2 separate regions of the Homo sapiens genome follow, and region 1 is linked to region 2. Evidence: read pairs that join two places in POLR2A ChIA-PET (ENCODE). Cell type or tissue: MCF 10A. All regions are shown on one strand. Each heading gives the region's core, and the rest is flanking DNA. Links, peaks and the distances in the headings are about the cores only. Region 1 overlaps MID1 (midline 1). Region 2 holds the start of MID1 (midline 1).

Region 1 (2,915 bases), core at 288-2,787, 100 kb after region 2:
GTAGGCCGGGCGTGGTGGCTCACGCCTGTAACCCCAGCACTTTGGGAGGCCGAGGCAGGCAGATCACGAGGTCAGGAGATCGAGACCATCCTGGCTAACACAGTGAAACCCCGTCTCTACTAAAAATACAAAAAATTAGCTGGGCGTGGTGGCATGCACCTGTAGTCCCAGCTACTCCAGAGGCGGAGGCAGGAGAATGGCATGAACCCGGGAGGCGGAGCTTGCAGTGAGCTGAGATCGCACCACTGCACTCCAGTCTGGGCAACAGAGGGAGACTCCGTCTCAAAAAAAAGGTATTGTATTAGTGTACTATGGCTACCATAACAAATTACCACAAACTGGGAAAGTATGAAACAAGACTAATTTATTCTCTCAGTTTTGGAGACTAGAAGTCTGAAATCAAGATTTTGGCAGGGCCATGCTCCCTACAAAGGTTCTAGGGGAGGATCCTTCCTTGCCTCTTCCCATTTTCTGGTAGTTGCAGGCAATTCTTGGAGTTCCTTGGCTTTCAGCTACAGCGCTCTAAACCCTTCCTCCGTTATCACATTCTCCTGGTGTGTCTCTGAATATGTGTCCAAATTTCCTTATTGTTATAAAGAGCCCACCCTACTCCAGCCTTACCTCACTTTAACTTGATTACATCTGCGAAGACTCTATTTTCAGGCCAGGCATGGTGGCTCACACCCTGTAATCCCAGCACTTTGGGAGGCTAAGGCAGGAGGATCGCTTGAGCTCAGGAGACCAGCCTGGGCAACATGGCAAAAACCCATCTCTATTAAAAAATACAAAAAATTAGCCAGGCGTGGGAGCACACACCTGTGGTCCCAGTTACTTGGGAGGCTGAGGTGGGAGGATCACCCAAGCCTGGGAAATCGAGGCTGCAGTGAGCTGAGATTGCACCACTGCACTCCAGCCTAGGCGACAGAGTGAGACCTTGTCTCAAAAAAGAAAAAACAAAGATTCTGTTTTCAAATAAGGTCCCATTTACAGGTACCAAGGGTTAGGACTTGAACATACCTTTTTGCGGACACAGTTTAATGCACTGCAGGTGTATATTAATGCATCTTAGTTGTCAGATATGTTTCCATGAAATAAACCACAATTGCAACAACAGCAGAACCTGCAATGACTACACTGAATAAGGAAAAAATAGATGCCACTTCCTTTATGTGATTTTCAAATTCCTCTTCCATCTTCTCCCAAACTGTCTTTTTTACCACCCCACCCCATGAACTGAAACTAAACAATTATCATTCATTACACTTTTAAGCCTTCTGGCCCTTAACCAAGCAGTTCCCTCTGACTGGTAGGCCCATTCCTCTAACCCATGTCTATTTGTCAGAATGCTTCTTGTGTATCCTCCAAGTCCTAAGTCAAGGGGCACTTCAGTTGTGAACGTTTCTCTGGTTCCCTGGACCAGAGTCATCGCTCCTTTCTCTGAATCACGTAACATTTTATGATACCGTGTATGTGATTCAGAGAAAGGAGAGATGTCCCCGCCCCAATCTCATGTCGAATTGTAATCCCCAATGCTGGAGGTGGGGCTTGGTGGGAGGTGTTTGGGTCATGGGGGCAGATCCCTCATGGCTTGGTGCTGATTCCATGATAATGAGTGAGTTCTCACAAGATCTGGTTGTTTAAAAGTGTATGACACTCCTCCCCCACCGCCCGCCCCCCTCCCATACACACTCTTTCTCTTGCTCCTAATTTCGCCATGTGACGTGCCAGTTCTGGCTTTGCCTTCTACCATGTGTAAAAGCTTCCTGAGGCCTCATCAGAAGCCGAGCACATGCCTGGTGCCATGCTTCCTGTGTAGCCCTGCAGCACCCGTGAACCAATTAAACCCCTTTTCTTTGTAAATTACCCAGTATCAGGTATTTCTTTATAGCAATGCAAGAATAGTAATAATCTTCTCATGGCTTTATCATTCTTTCATGTACCAGTTCCATTTTTCCAACCAGAATGTGAGGTCTTAGAGGATGGGAATCAAATCTAATTCGTCTTTGTATCTCACAGACTCTGATGCAATGATTTTCACACAGTAGGAGCTCAGGGAATTTGTTTTAGATGAATTTGCATGATGACTCTCCAAATGGCAAATTTTGAACACTATTTGAATGCCTGCAAGTTCAGCTCCCCTAAAATATCTAAAGTTGGAGAAGCAAATTATTTTGAGCAGGCATTTAAAAATTTTGACAGTAACTCCATTTTTGCAATAAGAATTCCTTCAAGTCCCTTTGATCGTCTACGCAGTAATTATAAGTTTATAGCCTCCTATGTGCCTATAACTGTCAGTAGATGCACAATGTAGCAAATAATAATAAAGATTACAATATGTTAGAGAACAGTGTACACACATATAACAACATATTTAAAGAACAGTAGAGTAGCCAATCAGGTGCTCAGCTAGTAGAATATTGCATTTATGGATTCTAAGATTAGCATTTTTTTGAAGACTAATATTGCTGAAATTGAGCTGCAACTTAAATGAATGGTGAGACAGTTTAATGGGCAACATTTGTTTGTTCCTACTGGCACACAAAATATAGATGAGACAGTTGCTGGTATCTTAGATTAGATGGAGTATGGTTTGAGAAGGGGGGATTAAAAGAGAAAAAAATGCGAATACAATTTTTCTGAAGCTTTGTGGAAGAGTCAGGACTTGAGCCAGTTCTTATAGATTTCACAACTATTATTTTTCAGTACCCTAAGTATTGAGGTGTCAGCTTATTTATGCAACACAATGATGTTTGTCAGTGATACATTCCTCAGCATAGCAGAAATTAGCAAAGATTGCTTTCAGAAAGATCCTATCAGTGTAAAAGCATGTCTACTATGCAAATACTGGTGCTTTGGTGGAAGGCTTAAAATACTTTGTGTTTGTAAAGTCTGTGCTTTTACTTACAAGTGCTCCC
Region 2 (2,915 bases), core at 132-2,631:
TTTGTCAGTGGGATAAAATGCTGATTCTCAGGCTCCTCAGCAAACCTACTGAATCAGATTATTTTGGTGCAGGGGCCTGGAGATTTGCATTTTTAACAATCTCCCCAGAGGTTTCCTTGCACCCTCAAGTTTAAGAACCACCCTTTCAAAGCGTGATTTCATCACCCAGGAGACATTTGGTAATGTCTGGAGACATTATTGGTCATCACGATTGTGGGGGTGCTACTGGCATCTAGTGTGCAGAATCCAGGGATGCTGCTACACATCTTACAGTGCACAGGACAGCCCTCACGACAAAGAATTATCCTGCCCAAAATGTCAATAGTGCTGAGATTGAGAAATCCTGAACTCCATCATATGAAGGGCTCTCAAGGAAAAGTACAAGAAGTGGACTGAAGTCAGTTTGTGTCACTAGGTGGCTCCTTAGGCTACTCAGGCAGGGGGCTAGCGTTATGGGCTTCCAGGCCCAGTTATCGGACCACCAAATTTTCACAGAACTGGGCAGAGCTCACATGTATTGAACCCATGCAGCTGACACTCCTGAAGCCACCAATGCATTATTTGCTAAGTAATTTTTTTTCCTCTGATACCAACACATTTAAAATCTTTATTGAATTATCGTCACAAAATTGCGGTCATTTCTTGGGGGAAAATATGCCATTAGTTCTACACAAAGTACTCTTTGCTCAACTTGCACTTTCTTGAAATCCAGAAGGTAGATTTACATTAAAATCATGTTGGCTAAGAGTTGAAAAAAGTTATTGCTTATATGGAGTTAAGAAAGCAAACTTTGGAAATTTTTTTTGGTCTGAGTTTGTTTCTAAGAAGCCAACTACTTCTCCAGCTCTCCTGCAATCCTGCCAAGGTGATGTCCAGCTTGTCCCTGTTAATAAGTTCAACAGATCAACCCTGTAGGGAAGCCAAACCATAGAGAAAGGTGGATGCACTAAATTTTTTTTTTTCTGAACAAAATGTCAGTGTGTATTGTTCTATGACAATAGTGTTATTTGAAATTATGCCTCGGGCCTTCAGTAGGTAAAGATTCTTGTTCATTTGCTGCATTTCAAAAAAATTGTGTGCACGTTCCCATTAAGATTTATTTTTCTTAAATTGAATATACAGTTAATCTATATGCAGATGAGGTAGGTAACACCCTCCTTTCTGGATTGTTCGTTTTAGTTAAGGTGTTACTCATAACAATTTGGTTTCCTTTCCAGTCTTTTGCAAAAGTAGGGCTTCAGTGCAAGATATCCTTTTAAAAATACCCTTGGGTCCTGAGTGTTGAACTTTTCTGGCTGAAATAATTTTGCACCTTCCAAATGTTTTAATGCTGTTAGGGAGCTCTTAAAATGCAAGGATTTAAGGCCCTTAGCTAGTTAAGCTTTTAGCAGAACTAGAGCTGTTAGATAAGAATAGAACTCATCCTTTACTTTTGGAGCTTTGGACATTGTTTCCAGCTGCTTCCAGTCATTTGAATCCCGAAAGCGCCCCTAATCCTCGCGGAGGCAGCCTTTCTGGCTCCCAGGACCCACCCCCTTGCTTCTGATTGGCGAAGCTCCTCCGCGGCCCAAGCCAGCCACCTACAACGTCTCTGAGAACTGATTTGAAATAAGAGCCAGGCGGTCCTCGCTTCCCTGCGACCGACTTTTCATAGGCTGGGGGAGAAAAGGTTGAGAAACTTGACATTGTCTCGAGCAGAGTGCGTGTAGCAACAGATCAAAGAAAAAGAGGACGAAAACGTGCTCTTTGCTGCCCGTAGATTTCGCCGGGTTGCTTTTGTCTTGCGGGCTCCTGTCGGGTTCGGTGTTTCCGCTCTGAAGACTGCGACGCGGGCTCCGATGCAGCTCGCTCCCTGCCGGATGGGTCATGGGATTCTAAACATGAGGCAGGTAAGCTCAGGCGGTTGCGCTGGCGGCGGAGGGGGCGGGCGCCGCCCGGGACCCCTGCGACGTGTTACTGCGGAGAGCTTGCTGGGTTAGCAGGCGCCTGGCCGTAGTCGATGCGTTTGGCGGAAAGACGGGGCTGCATTTTCCTAAGACAACCAAAGAAGCACATTTTACCTGAGCCACCCCGGTCTGGTCCTCGCCACCCGCCCCCACTTTTGCCTCTAATTGTGGTTGATGTCAGGCAGTCGTTGTAAAGGGCTTACAAGCAGTTTGTAGAATATATGTAAATCAATTCCAGTTTGCGGCCGCTGGAATGTATCGTGCAGGATGTATCTCGAGCTTTTAGTGCCTCTACCCTATGCTTTGGGCTAGAATAAAGACAGCTGAATGTCCTGAAAAAGAATTTCACGGGGCCTCTTATCTCATTTTGGTTTCGCATTCTGAGCACTTACTGTGTTTCTGGCGGAGAAGGCGGAACCAGCTTGAAATGAGCACAGACAGTCCTTCCAGAAAAATGCAAATTTGTTTTTCTGTTCTAGCAGTTTGGAAACTGTATTGCTTCTGGACGTGAGAAGGCAGCCCTGAAAGTAGTGAGCGGAGAAAGGGCTGGGGGATTACTTAAATGAGTCTTTGAAAAGAATTCTAAACCAACAGCTTCTTCTGTGGCTCTGGGGCATGATGATAAAATTCCTTATCAGTCCAGGAAGAGGTTTATAGCTTTGCTGTTAAGCAAGAAAAGGAAAGAAAAAGTGGATGTAGGAAGCCAAGGAGAGGGTGTGATTTACAACTCAATCAAAGTTATGGAAGAATTTTATGTCAATATTTAAATATCAAGAACAATACTCATATAAGGAGAAAACAAGGCTGGAAAAACATGCCAATAGGCTTGGAAGGGCAGGGATTTCAAGAGGAATGCTATTGCTTTTACCAGCTCTGAATAAATCTGGATGGGAAAGTTAGCATCTGTATCGCAACCGGAAAAGCTCTTCACTTTTTCTTCTAAGTGGGTTGGGTGCTCGCCACCCTGCA

The links. Peaks named below come from ENCODE experiments on the same cell type or tissue, not always from the same donor. Only the 100,000 strongest peaks of a DNase experiment are listed, where the experiment ranks them.
Region 1: POLR2A ChIA-PET joins it to region 2 with 5 read pairs; 2 of 35 experiments call an interaction of 5 or more read pairs at or near these places.

The regions. Positions count from the first base shown.
Region 1 is chrX:10,519,884-10,522,798 of GRCh38, reverse strand. All of the region lies in intron 3 of MID1 (midline 1), which reads left to right. Among named protein-coding and RNA genes, the nearest start is that of MID1, 99 kb to the left of the region's middle. In MCF 10A, for the core only: no CTCF peak of the experiment used is centred there; no DNase peak of the experiment used is centred there.
Region 2 is chrX:10,619,264-10,622,178 of GRCh38, reverse strand. It overlaps MID1 (midline 1), which reads left to right and starts at 1,594. Exons shown (of 10, transcript NM_000381.4): 1 at 1,594-1,889. It overlaps LOC124905245 (a long non-coding RNA gene), which reads right to left and starts at 2,478. Exons shown (of 2, transcript XR_007068391.1): 1 at 2,339-2,478; 2 at 1-2,032. In MCF 10A, for the core only: no CTCF peak of the experiment used is centred there; a DNase peak (open chromatin) is centred at 1,608.